3 separate regions of the Homo sapiens genome follow, and regions 2 and 3 are each linked to region 1. The links are chromatin contacts, found by Hi-C or POLR2A ChIA-PET in ENCODE. All regions are on one chromosome and are shown on one strand. The core of a region is the stretch at or near the end of the contact, and the rest is flanking DNA. Distances in the headings are between cores, read along the strand shown. Region 1 overlaps FCHO1 (FCH and mu domain containing endocytic adaptor 1). Region 2 overlaps COLGALT1 (collagen beta(1-O)galactosyltransferase 1). Region 3 overlaps KCNN1 (potassium calcium-activated channel subfamily N member 1).

Region 1 (3,584 bases), core at 112-2,611:
GACGGAGTCTTGCTCTGTCGGCCAGGCTGCAGTGCAGTGGCACGATCTCAGCTTGCTGCAACCTCCGCTTCCTGCGTTCAAGCGATTCTCCTGCCTCAGCCTCCAGAGTAGCTGGGATTACAGGCACCTGCCACCATGCCCGGCTAATTTTTGTATTTTTAGCAGAGACGGGGTTTTACCATGCTGGCCAGCCTGATCCCAAACTCCTGACCTCAAGTGATCTGGCTGCTTTGGCCAGTGCTGGGATTGCAGGTGTGAGCCACTGTGTGCAGCCTGTTCCCAGTCTGGAGTTCCATTTCCCCAGCTCTCTTCACAGTCACCTCCTAGCTCCTCTTTGGGGCTTAGCTCCAAGTCACCCCCTCAGGGAGGTTCCCAACCCCACCTCAAGGGAAGTCACCTCCTCCTGTCTTCGCGTCATCTGCTTTAGTTTCTTCGTAGCACTTAGAAGTATCGAATATGCTCTAACTTATTTGCTTTTTTTTTTTTTTTTTTTTTTTTTTTGAGACGGAGTTTCCTCTTGCTGCCCAGGCTGGAATGCAATGGCACAACAGTGGCTTACTGCAAGCTCCGCCTCCCAGGTTCAAGCGATTCTCCTGCCTCACCCTCTCGAATAGCTGGGATTACAGGCATGTGCCACCATGCCTGGCTAATGCTGTATTTTTAGTAGAGATGGGGTTTCTTTATGTTGGTCAGGCTGGTCTCGAACTCTCGACCTCAGGTGATCCGCCTGCCTTGGCCTCCCAAAGTGCTGGAATTACAGGCGTGAGCCGCCACGCCTGGCCCTATTTGCTATTCTTAAAATCTGGAGTCACTAGAATGTGACTCTGAGAAGGGAGACCTGTCTCAGAACCCAGACCCTAGAACAGCACAGGTACACAGCAGGCACTCAATAAATGTTCATCAAATGAATGACTAAATGGTCCCTCAAAAGCCAGCATGGGCCAGGCACAAGGGCTCATGCCTGTAATCCCAGCACTTTGGCAAGCCGAGGTGGGCAGATCACTTGAGGTCAGGAGTTCGAGACCAGCCGGGCCAACATGGTGAAACCCTGTCTCTACTAAAAATACAAAAGTTAGCTGGGCGTGGTGGTGGGTGCCTGTAATCTCAGCTACTTAGGAGGCTGAGGCATGAAAATCGCTTGAACTCAGGAGGTGGAGGTTGCAGTGAGCTGAAATCGCACTCCAGCCTGGGTGACAGAGTGAGACTCTGTCTCAAAACAAAAACAAAAACAAAAAAACCCCAGCATGACGTCAACTCCCAGCCGGGACAAGAGAACACCAGGCGGAGACATGGGGAGGTGGAGGGAGGAGGTGGGGACAGCCCCCACCTGCCCACTCGTGTGGAACCCACCTGCTGGTTCTGGGGGCAGACCGAGGTCTCTGGGGTTTCCCAGCAGCGTCCCCTACAAGAGATGCACCTCCTTCAGCCTTCTTGTCACCCTGCCTGCAATGCTCCCCACTCCACAGACCAAGGGACCGAGGCTCGGGGGTGTCCAGCCAGTTGCCCAAGGTGATCAGCAAATCAGGCAGACATGGATTCAAGCCTAAGCGAGCCTGTCTCCAGATGCTAGCTTCTCCTGGCCCCAGCTACCCCTTTCAGCTCTCACTTAATTTCATAATGACCTCATTTTACAGAAAAGGAGACTGAAGGTCAGTGTGGTTAAGCAGCCTGCCCAAAGTTACAAAACGGAGTTATGATTCAAGCCCAAACCCATAGCCTCCCTTCCTTAGGATCCTCCCCACTCTGAAGACCAAAGGCTACTCACGTGAAGAATGGCGTTTCATGGTGCCCTGTGGACAAAGTGGGCAACATCACACACGAATGCATCCAGCCAGCCTCTCTAGCAACACCCAGGGCACCCCTCCCACGCCTCACCCCTGGGCCAGGAGGAAGGATGAGGCTGCCCGCGGTGGCCCTGAGCTGTGCCGCTGCTGCCTCGGGGCTGCAGGCTGGAGCCCGGGCCGGGGCAGGCTTGATGTGCACATAGAACTTGCGGGGCTCTTCATCGTCGAAGTCGGAGTCGCTGGACGAGAAACGGGAGGGCTCGGCCGTGCGTGGGCTGCAGTCAAGGTCCAAGCCAATCCCAACACAAGCTTTCCCCCAGTCAGCTCTCCAATCCAGCCTCGTCCCTCCCTGCTCAAACCCTTCGAGGTCCTGCCCAATCCCATCGCTCACCACGCGCCACCTTCAGTCCTGACACCATGTCCCACCAGCACTCCCACCCCCCCCGAGAAGCCTTTGCACAAGCATGCCCAGAACTAACTGGCAAACTCCTATTCGGCTGCAAAACCCCAACACTGGTGCCCCCTCCTCCAGGAAGCCCTGCTAGATCTCCTTTTCTCTCTCCCTCTTGCCCAGTGCTGACCCCATAGAGTGGGTGTTTACATTTAGGTTGGCTTCATCCACAAAGGAGACTCTCTCCAGGATGTACACAGAGAGGACTGCTGAAGGTGGACTGGTTATTACGGAGAATTTTGTCCTTGCTGTGCCAACAACTGCCCCCAGGGGGTGCCAGAAGGATATTGTTCTGGGTCACATCAGGCCGGACAGTGAAACCTTCTTCATCCACCTCTGGACATGTCTAGGGGAGTCAGGGGGCAGCAGTGAGTCAGGCGCCCCACTATCGAACCTTCCATCTCACCCTGCCAACCGCCCCCCGCCCTGCCCCCAGGCCTTGACTCAGACCTCAAAACCAACCCTGATGGCAACGACTGTCTTCCCTGGGTGTGTGGGCAGGTTCCTGGGACAAACTGAGCTTCGGCAGGGACATTATTCACACCCACGTAGTCCATGGGACTTTGCAGCTGAGGTGGGATATGAACCCAGCCCCCAGGCTCCAGCCCGCCCCTCAATCTCGGCTCTTTAGTTTCCAGTAGGGATCGGGACTCTAGGAGCCAAGAGTGGGATCAAACTCCTTCCACTTGTAGCCCAGCCTGACCCCTCCCACATCACTCACCCCTGAATCGGGCTCCAGGAAATCTCTGGGGATGGAGGAAGAGATGTTGGTGTCAGCTTCCGCAGCCCATCTGGTGCCCCCTGTCAGCCCCCAACACTGGACATGGAAGCTGGGGCAGCTCCCAGACTGTGATACTGCCCTGAGCTAGCCCTAGAGGCGGTGGGACCATGGGGCTTGCTTGGGGAGGGGGTTGAATCTGAAGTTAGCTGAGTAGAGAGTGTTCTCAAACAGCCTGGGAGGGAAGGAATCCTGGAACTCATTTGAAGGGCTGCCTTGTGAAGATAGGGAAAGTCGGGGCTAGCCTTGGCAAACAGAACAATCCTGGGCCAGCTTGGGCAGGGAAGATGCTACGTTACTCTGGGACAGGCAATTCCTGGCCTAACCTAGCAAAAGGAAGAATTCTGGACTAGCTTGGGCAGCGGTAATATTGAGCTAGCCGGGGGCAGAGGTACTCCTGGTCTAGCTCAGGTAGAGGGAATCCTGGTCCAGCCTGGAATATGGATACTCCTGGGCTATCCTAGGAGGGGACTTCTGGGATAGCCTGGGCAGGGGAGGGGATCTCGGTCTAGCCTGGGCCAGACCGGGCAGGGGTGCTTCCTCACACAGCTGCAGGTGGCTCTGGCTCCCG
Region 2 (3,200 bases), core at 126-2,625, 200 kb after region 1:
TCCACAGAGAAGGCATGCAGGTTGCGGAGGGAGAAGTGGGCCTTGTACTCGGACCTGGGGGGAGGAGGAGGGGAGTGAGGGGCAGCAATGGCTTCAGGGGACGGGACAGCTGGAGGAAAAATTGGGGGTGAAGAAGTCAGCGGGGACAGATTAAAACGTAAGTGTGCAGGGGATACAAATGGAGACAGATCTGCGAGGGGGCAAACGGAGGGAGAAGTAGGCAAAAGAAGAGACATCTTCTCGGAGGCCGTGAGTCTCACATCCCCATTCTCCCAGGACAGACCCACCGTGAAACCCCAGCCCAGCAGCCGCCTGCCCCTCTCACACTGGGTGTTTGTCGAACATGACGGGCAGGAACTCGTCCACAGGCAGCATCTTGGAGAGCGGCTCAGCAGCCAGCAGTTTGCGGGCGCCTTGCAGGGAGATCACGTAGGCCAGGGTCCAGTAGGAATAGTCGGCCTCCACCAGGTTCCTCACGCGAGGCACAGCCTTCTCGGGGTGCTCCACCTGCATCCGCTTCCGGCCCACATAGCTGGGGTGCAAGATCGGGCCTGTCACTCTCCTCCCGCCCTCCGGAGGGAGCTTGCCCAGAAAGCCAGGGATCTAGTTACCCCGTCAGGTCCTGGGATGGGAGCAGGCTCAGCATGTTTGCAGAGCTCTGTGACTGGATGGAGTGAATGCAGGAGCCCAGGGGTCTGGCGGTCATGGGGGAGAAGAGTGAGTTTTTCCAAAGGGCGTGAGGGAGCCATGGAGGATCTGGAGCTGGGGAGAGCAGGATCACGCAGACGTTCTCTGAGGCTGAAGCTGCTCTGAGTTCAGAGGACAGTGGGGGTGGAGGTGGGCGAGGTGCCCTGATGGGGGGGCAGTCAGGAATGGAGGGGTGCAGTTACTATTCACATGGGGCAGTGTTCCCAGAATGCAGATTAGGGCACTGCACATGGAAGGGAAAAAAGAGATGGAGGAAGGGAGAGGACAAACCAGCCCACTTACAGAAGAGAAGGACGGCTCCAGTGCTGGAAACATGTTGGTGGCACTCCCATCCAGGGGCTTGTCTAAGACCAGGCGCCCTGGCCACGCCCCCACACTCTTCGGCCACACCTCCAGCTCTGACCACACCCCCATGCTCTTCAGCCACGCCCACAGGCTGCCCGGTCAAATTTTAGCCACATCCACCTCCACAGGCCTCAGTCAAGTCTCTAAGCCTTGACCAAGCCTGCAGGCTTCCGGCCAGGTCCCTTGAGTTCTGGGTGATCCTTCCAACGCCCTTCCCTATAGGCTACAGCCCTGACAGTGCCTTCAGGCCCAGGAACCACGTGAGCCCTCCTGCTACGCTTCCAAGGGTTGGCCACGCCTGCCACCCTGACCACACCCAGACATACAGGCTCTAGGCTCAGCTGCAGCGCTGTGGCCACGCCCGTAGGATTCAGCTCCACTCCGCCTCCCAGCCCCACCTCTAAGCCCTGGCCATGTACCTAGGCTCCAGTTCCACCCCACCTTCAAGCCCCGCCTCTAAGCCATGACCCATCCCCAGGTCCCAGCTCCACCCTGCCCCCACCCCCACCTCTAAGTCCTGGCCTTGCCCCAGGCCCCAGCTTCACCCCATCCTCAGACCCCCACTCACATGAGGTCCCAGTCCAGGCCCTCCCGCTCCACATCCCGCATGAGGTTCATCAGACGTCTCTTGAAGAAGATCTCAAAACGCAGGTCATCCTCAAACACAAGCGATTTCTGCAGCCCCCGGTCCACCACCTGAGGGAGGAAGCCCCGCCACATCACAGGGAGGCCAAGGCCAGGCCTGACCCTAAAGCACAGAGCTTTGCTTTGAGAAGGTTTGAAAGACCCGTAGAGAAGCCAGTGCATCTCCCTGCCTCTCCTAGCTCCAGGGACATCTGGACATCCAAACCTCTGCCCTCTGCCGTCCATAATGGATCTCAGAAGAGAAAGGCCTCCCAGCCCCTCAAATGCCCACGCCTCATGCACCTCCCGCCTTGCAGCCGCACACCCCCATTTGGCTTCACATTCGATAACAAGTTTTTCTTTTCTTTTTCTTTTTTTTTTTTTTTGAGACGGAGTCTCGCCCTGTCGCCCAGGCTGGAGTGCAGTGGAACGATCTCAACTGCAACCTCCGCCTCCCAGGTTCAAGTAATTCTGCCTCAGCCTCCTGAGCAGCTGGGATTACAGGCATGTGCCACTACGCCCGGATTTTATTTTTCTTTTTTTGAGATGGAGTGTCACTCTTGTCGCCCAGGCTGGAGTGCAATGGCATGATTTCAGCCCACTGCAACCTCTGCCTCCTGGGTTCAAGTGATTCTCCTGCCTCAGTCTCCCAAGTAGAGGGATTACAGGTGCCCACCACCACACCCAGATAATTTTTGTATTTTTAGTAGAGTCTAGGTTTCACCATGTTGGCCAGGCTGGTCTTGAACTCCTGACCTAAGGTGATCCGCCTGCCTCGGCCTCCCAAAGTGCTGAGATTACAGGCATGAGCCACCACGCCCAGCCATTTTTCTTTTTTCTGAGACACGGTTTTGCTCTGCTGTCCAGTCTGCAGTGCAGTGGCACGATCTTGGCTGACTGCAGCCTTAACTCCTGGGCTCAAGCCACTCTCCCACTTTAGCCTCCCAAATAGTTGGGACCACAGGTGTGCGCCACCATGCCCGGCCCTGATGGCCCAAGTTCGAAGCCTAGTCAGACACCCTCCTCCAATCACAGCCTCTCCCTCTGAGGGTGGATGAGGATGCCTGGGCTGGTGAGTGCCCCCAGCAGCACTGGGCAGGTGCTGGTTTAAAGTGGCTCTGTGGCCATGACTTCTAGTACTAAACATCAAGCACAGAGACCAGGCTGGGAGTAATGAGGATTTGTTTACAGGTCCCAGGCCCCAGACACCACCTGCTGCTCAAAAGGGCTCACCCCTACCCCCAGGCTCAGTTTCCACATTTGCGCAATGGAAGGATGGCAGGTACACCTGGGGGTGATACAGCTGGTGTGGCGCATCATTCACTAAAGAGAGGCCATGGGTCCCATGGCTGAGGCTGGATGCCTAGCCGGGGCTTTGGGGAACTCTTTCAACCCCTTTCCCGTCCAAATCTCCGATGAGATCTAGAGTCATAACTCTGGCCCCGCCCATCACTCAGGACACACCTCCTTCCAGATGTTGTAGTGGCTCAGGAAGCAGCCCAGCTCACCCTTGGTGAGGGGCC
Region 3 (3,505 bases), core at 24-2,523, 220 kb before region 1:
GGTGCTCAATACAAATCTCACAAAAACCCAAATGACCTTCCTCACCCAGGTCACCTCCCCCATGGGCCCCGCTGGGGCCTGGCACACAGTGGGTGTCCATCAACGCGGTTGGTTGAAGGGGAGCGATGCTTCTGGCCAGGGCTGGGCCATGCTGTCTGAGGGATCTCAGCGCCAGGTGGGGCTGGTACAGGTGTCCCTAGAGAGTTGTCCCTCACTGAGCTCCAGCCCAGAGGGAGAGAGGGCTTCTAGGCTAGGATTCTAGGCTAGGCCGGTGATGGGAACAGGTTTTTCTGATTCCCACATTCATCTTGGTACCCAGGGCTGGAGGTCTACCTCCTGGGACATCACCAGTGCCTTCCAGCCATGCACACAGGCAGCCACTAGGCGGGTCCTGCTTTATTCAGAACCAGCACGGACCCCTCCCCGGGCTGCTCCATGCCCACCGGGGGCCTGGGGAGAGTCGGGGGACCAGGTGACCAGAGGAAGCTCCGGGCTCCCCTGCCCTCACCCATGGTCCAGCCCTGCCCTCTGCCTGGGCAGTCTGGGCGGGGCAGGCCTCAGTCCACTCAGCCTGACTCAGCGTTGGCTTCTTGAACTCCAAGAGGCGCCACTGTACAAGGCTTCCCGGAGGTGGCGGCCACACGATGGCCAAGATTTAGGGGTCTGGTGGCGGGCAGGGCCGTCACCCGCAGTCCGAGGGGGCCACGGGCGTCCACCGGCAGGGGGAGCTCCGGGCTGCCTGGTCTTGGGGGCCGGGGCCGGGCCTGGGAGGCAGGGGAGGCGGGGGTGGGCGTATGGCTTGGGCGATGAGGCCAGGCAGGGCCTGTAGAGAGGCACCCAGCGCATCCAAGCGGCTTTCCAGGGTGGCCAGGCGGGCCTCCAGCTCCTCGTGCTGAGCGTGCAGCTCCGATACAAGGTCGTACATGACGGTCTGGGTCTGCGGGAGACAGAGAGGGGCAGGAGAGAGGCGCCGCTGAGTGAGAGAGGAAAGGACGATACCACGACACCAATGACAGAGAGGGACAGCCCACACGCTCCAGGTGGGTGCCAGCCACTAATGGGGCCCGTGTGAGGGGTGGCTGGGAGGATACCCCCAGCCCCAGAGGTCCCTTGCTGGGCCCAGGGAAGGATTGGAGAGTGGATGAGGGGAGAGACTGGTCTTTTCTTTCTCTCTTTTTTTTTTTTTTCTTTGAGACAGAGACTCCCTCCGTCACCTATGCTGGAGTGCAGTGGCCCAATCTCGGCTCATTACAACCTCCTCTTTCCGGGAGGCGCCCAGCCTAAAAGACAGGTCTTAAATGCCAAGCTCAGCTGGTTGTGGTGGCTCACGCCTGTAATCCCAGCACTTTGGGAGGCCGAGGCAGGCGAATCGCCTGAGGTCAGGAGTTTGAGACCAGCCTGGCCAACATGGTGAAACTTTGTCTCCACTAAAAATACAAAAATTAGCCGGATGTGGTAGCGGGCACCTGTAATCCCCGCTACTCGGGGGGGATGAGGCAGGAGAATCACTTGAACCCAGGAGGTGGAGGTTTCAGTGCGCCTGAGTGACAAGAGGGAAAATCCGTCTCAAGAAAAAGAAAGCAAGCAAGCCAAGCTCAGGGCTGGCAGGCCTGGGAAAGGCCTAGTGAGGTTCTGGGGTGGGGGGACATGCCCAGAGCTGCCCTGGGGGTCTAGTGGCCACAGGGCACACATAGCCACAGGCAGTGCTCAAGTGGTACCCACAGACCTGGGGGATGTTTGGGGCTGACGTTGCTCCAGGCTGGGGAACAGCAGGAGCGTGGGGACATGGCTGCCTAGGAAGAAGAGGAGGGGGGACCCTGTTCAGTCGTGAACTGCCACCCCTCCCATTAGGCTGGGGAGGGGACAGGGGTCTAATGACGAAGGTGACTGCCCTGAGAATCTGACGCAATCACAGACTGGGAACACGACAGCCACAATTACTGTTACAGCAGCCAGTGGGGCATCCCTACCACCTCAACTGCCCGGTTCTGGCACTGTCCCCCTATGGGCAGGGGAGGCCGGCCAGGCAGGGACAGTCCTGGGTGCAGACACCACTCTGGCCACCAGGTGGCACTAGAACATCACTCCACGGCTCTGAGCGCAGCTGGGTCAGGACACCGGTTTGCCACCCCGCGGCGGCCTCCGTGGGAGGATGGAGGCAGTGGTGGAAGGAAGACAGGACAGGACGAGGTGCCCACCCCAGCTCCTCTGTCCTCTCACACCCAGCCTCTTCCTCCCAGCTTCCTCCACTGTGCCCCCTACCCTTTTCCCTCCATCAGTGCAAGGCAGACCCCACTCCGAGTGCAAACACCTTGTGGGGGCCTCCCCTCCTAGCACCACTGACCTTACCCTGGCCTCTCTCAGGCACCACAGTCCCTAGAGCCAGAGGGTGACATCTGGAGGCCAGAGCAGTGTCCAGCCTTCAGGTGGTTCTTTTTAGTCTTTTCTGAGGTTTAAAATTTTTATTTTTATTTTTATTTTTGAGACGAAGTCTCGCTCTTGTTGTCTAGGCTGGAGTGCAGAGGCATGATCTCGGCTCACTGCAACCTCCACCTCCTGGGTTCAAGCGACTCTCCTGCCTCAGCCTCCCAAGTAGCTGAGATTACAGGTGCCCGCTACCACACCCGGCTAATTTTTGTATTTTTAGTGGAGACAAAGTTTCACCATGTTGGCCAGGCTGGTCTTGAACTCCTGGCCTCAGGTGATCCGCCCACCTTTGCCTCCCAAGGTGCTGGGATTACAGGGATGAGCCACTACACCCAGGCTTAAAATTTTATTTTTTAGAGACAGAGTCTTGCTCTGTCTCCCAGACTGGAGTGCAGTGGTACAGTCACAGCTGACTGCAGCTTTTACCTCCCAGGCTCAAGTGATCCTCCCACCTCAGCCTCCTGCTAATTTTTCTATTTTTTTTTTTTTTTTTTTGTAGCAATGGAGTTTTGCCATGTTGCCCAGGCTGGTCTTGAATTCCTGAGCTCAAGTGATCCCCCCTCCTCAACTTCCCAAAGTGCTAGGATTACAGGCATGAGCCACTGCATCTGGCCTGATTTTCTTAATATTTTCCTTTCTCTACCATACCTTACTGTAAGAATACAGTATATATACACAAAATATATGTGAATCAACTGTTTATCAGTAAGGCTTTTGGTCAATGGTAGGCTATCAGTAGTTAAATTTGGGGTGAGGGGGCGTCAAAACTTATATGAGGCCGGGCACAGTGGCTTATGCCTGTAATCCCAGCACTTTGGGAGGCCAAGGCAGGTGGATTACTTGAAGTCAGGAGTTCGAGACCAGCCTGGCCAACATGGTGAAACCCCATCTCTACTAAAAATACAAAAAGTAGCTAGGCGTGGCGGCATACACCTGTAATCCTAGCTACTCAGGAGGCTGAGGCAGGAGAATACCTTAAACCTAGGAGATGGAGGCTGCAGTGAGCTGAGATCGCACCTCTGCACTCCAGCCTGGGCAACAGAGTGAGACTCTGTCTCAAAAAGAAAAAAAGAAGTTA

The links. Hi-C counts contacts between places; a loop is a spot of excess contacts on that map. ChIA-PET counts read pairs that join two places held with the same protein, here RNA polymerase II (POLR2A). Pooled maps may share reads with other maps.
Region 2: a map of heart right ventricle shows a loop between it and region 1 (2.1-fold over the local background). The contact joins two enhancer-like sites. A Hi-C loop is called at or near these places in 4 of 168 maps with a recorded cell type or tissue (HCT116, MCF 10A, PC-9 and 1 more) and 8 of 50 pooled maps. POLR2A ChIA-PET finds 5 or more read pairs at or near these places in 4 of 52 experiments (BJ, H1, HEK293 and 1 more).
Region 3: a map with no recorded cell type shows a loop between it and region 1 (10-fold over the local background). The contact joins two enhancer-like sites. A Hi-C loop is called at or near these places in 1 of 168 maps with a recorded cell type or tissue (posterior vena cava), 1 of 37 single-sample maps with no recorded cell type and 5 of 50 pooled maps. POLR2A ChIA-PET finds 5 or more read pairs at or near these places in 3 of 52 experiments (A673, WTC11 and activated B cell).

What each region holds. Positions count from the first base shown.
Region 1 is chr19:17,774,453-17,778,036 of GRCh38, reverse strand. It overlaps FCHO1 (FCH and mu domain containing endocytic adaptor 1), which reads right to left. Exons shown (of 29, transcript NM_015122.3): 13 at 3,559-3,584; 14 at 2,957-2,981; 15 at 2,524-2,581; 16 at 1,876-2,054; 17 at 1,766-1,790; 18 at 1,351-1,402. Among named protein-coding and RNA genes, the nearest start is that of B3GNT3, 19 kb to the left of the region's middle. RefSeq lists an enhancer at 1,271-1,610. Within about 2 kb of position 1,361, at least 3 of the 41 ENCODE cell types and tissues checked have a DNase peak (open chromatin) inside an H3K27ac peak, as active enhancers do.
Region 2 is chr19:17,578,031-17,581,230 of GRCh38, reverse strand. COLGALT1 (collagen beta(1-O)galactosyltransferase 1) reads right to left here. Exons shown (of 12, transcript NM_024656.4): 9 at 3,142-3,200; 10 at 1,622-1,749; 11 at 326-532; 12 at 1-54. Among named protein-coding and RNA genes, the nearest start is that of COLGALT1, 24 kb to the right of the region's middle. RefSeq lists enhancers at 997-1,291, 1,126-1,335. Within about 2 kb of position 1,375, at least 4 of the 41 ENCODE cell types and tissues checked have a DNase peak (open chromatin) inside an H3K27ac peak, as active enhancers do.
Region 3 is chr19:17,995,584-17,999,088 of GRCh38, reverse strand. KCNN1 (potassium calcium-activated channel subfamily N member 1) reads right to left here. Exons shown (of 10, transcript NM_001386974.1): 10 at 1-937. The coding sequence ends at 683. Among named protein-coding and RNA genes, the nearest start is that of ARRDC2, 11 kb to the left of the region's middle. RefSeq lists a silencer at 1,938-2,187 and an enhancer at 1,802-2,303. Within about 2 kb of position 1,273, at least 4 of the 41 ENCODE cell types and tissues checked have a DNase peak (open chromatin) inside an H3K27ac peak, as active enhancers do.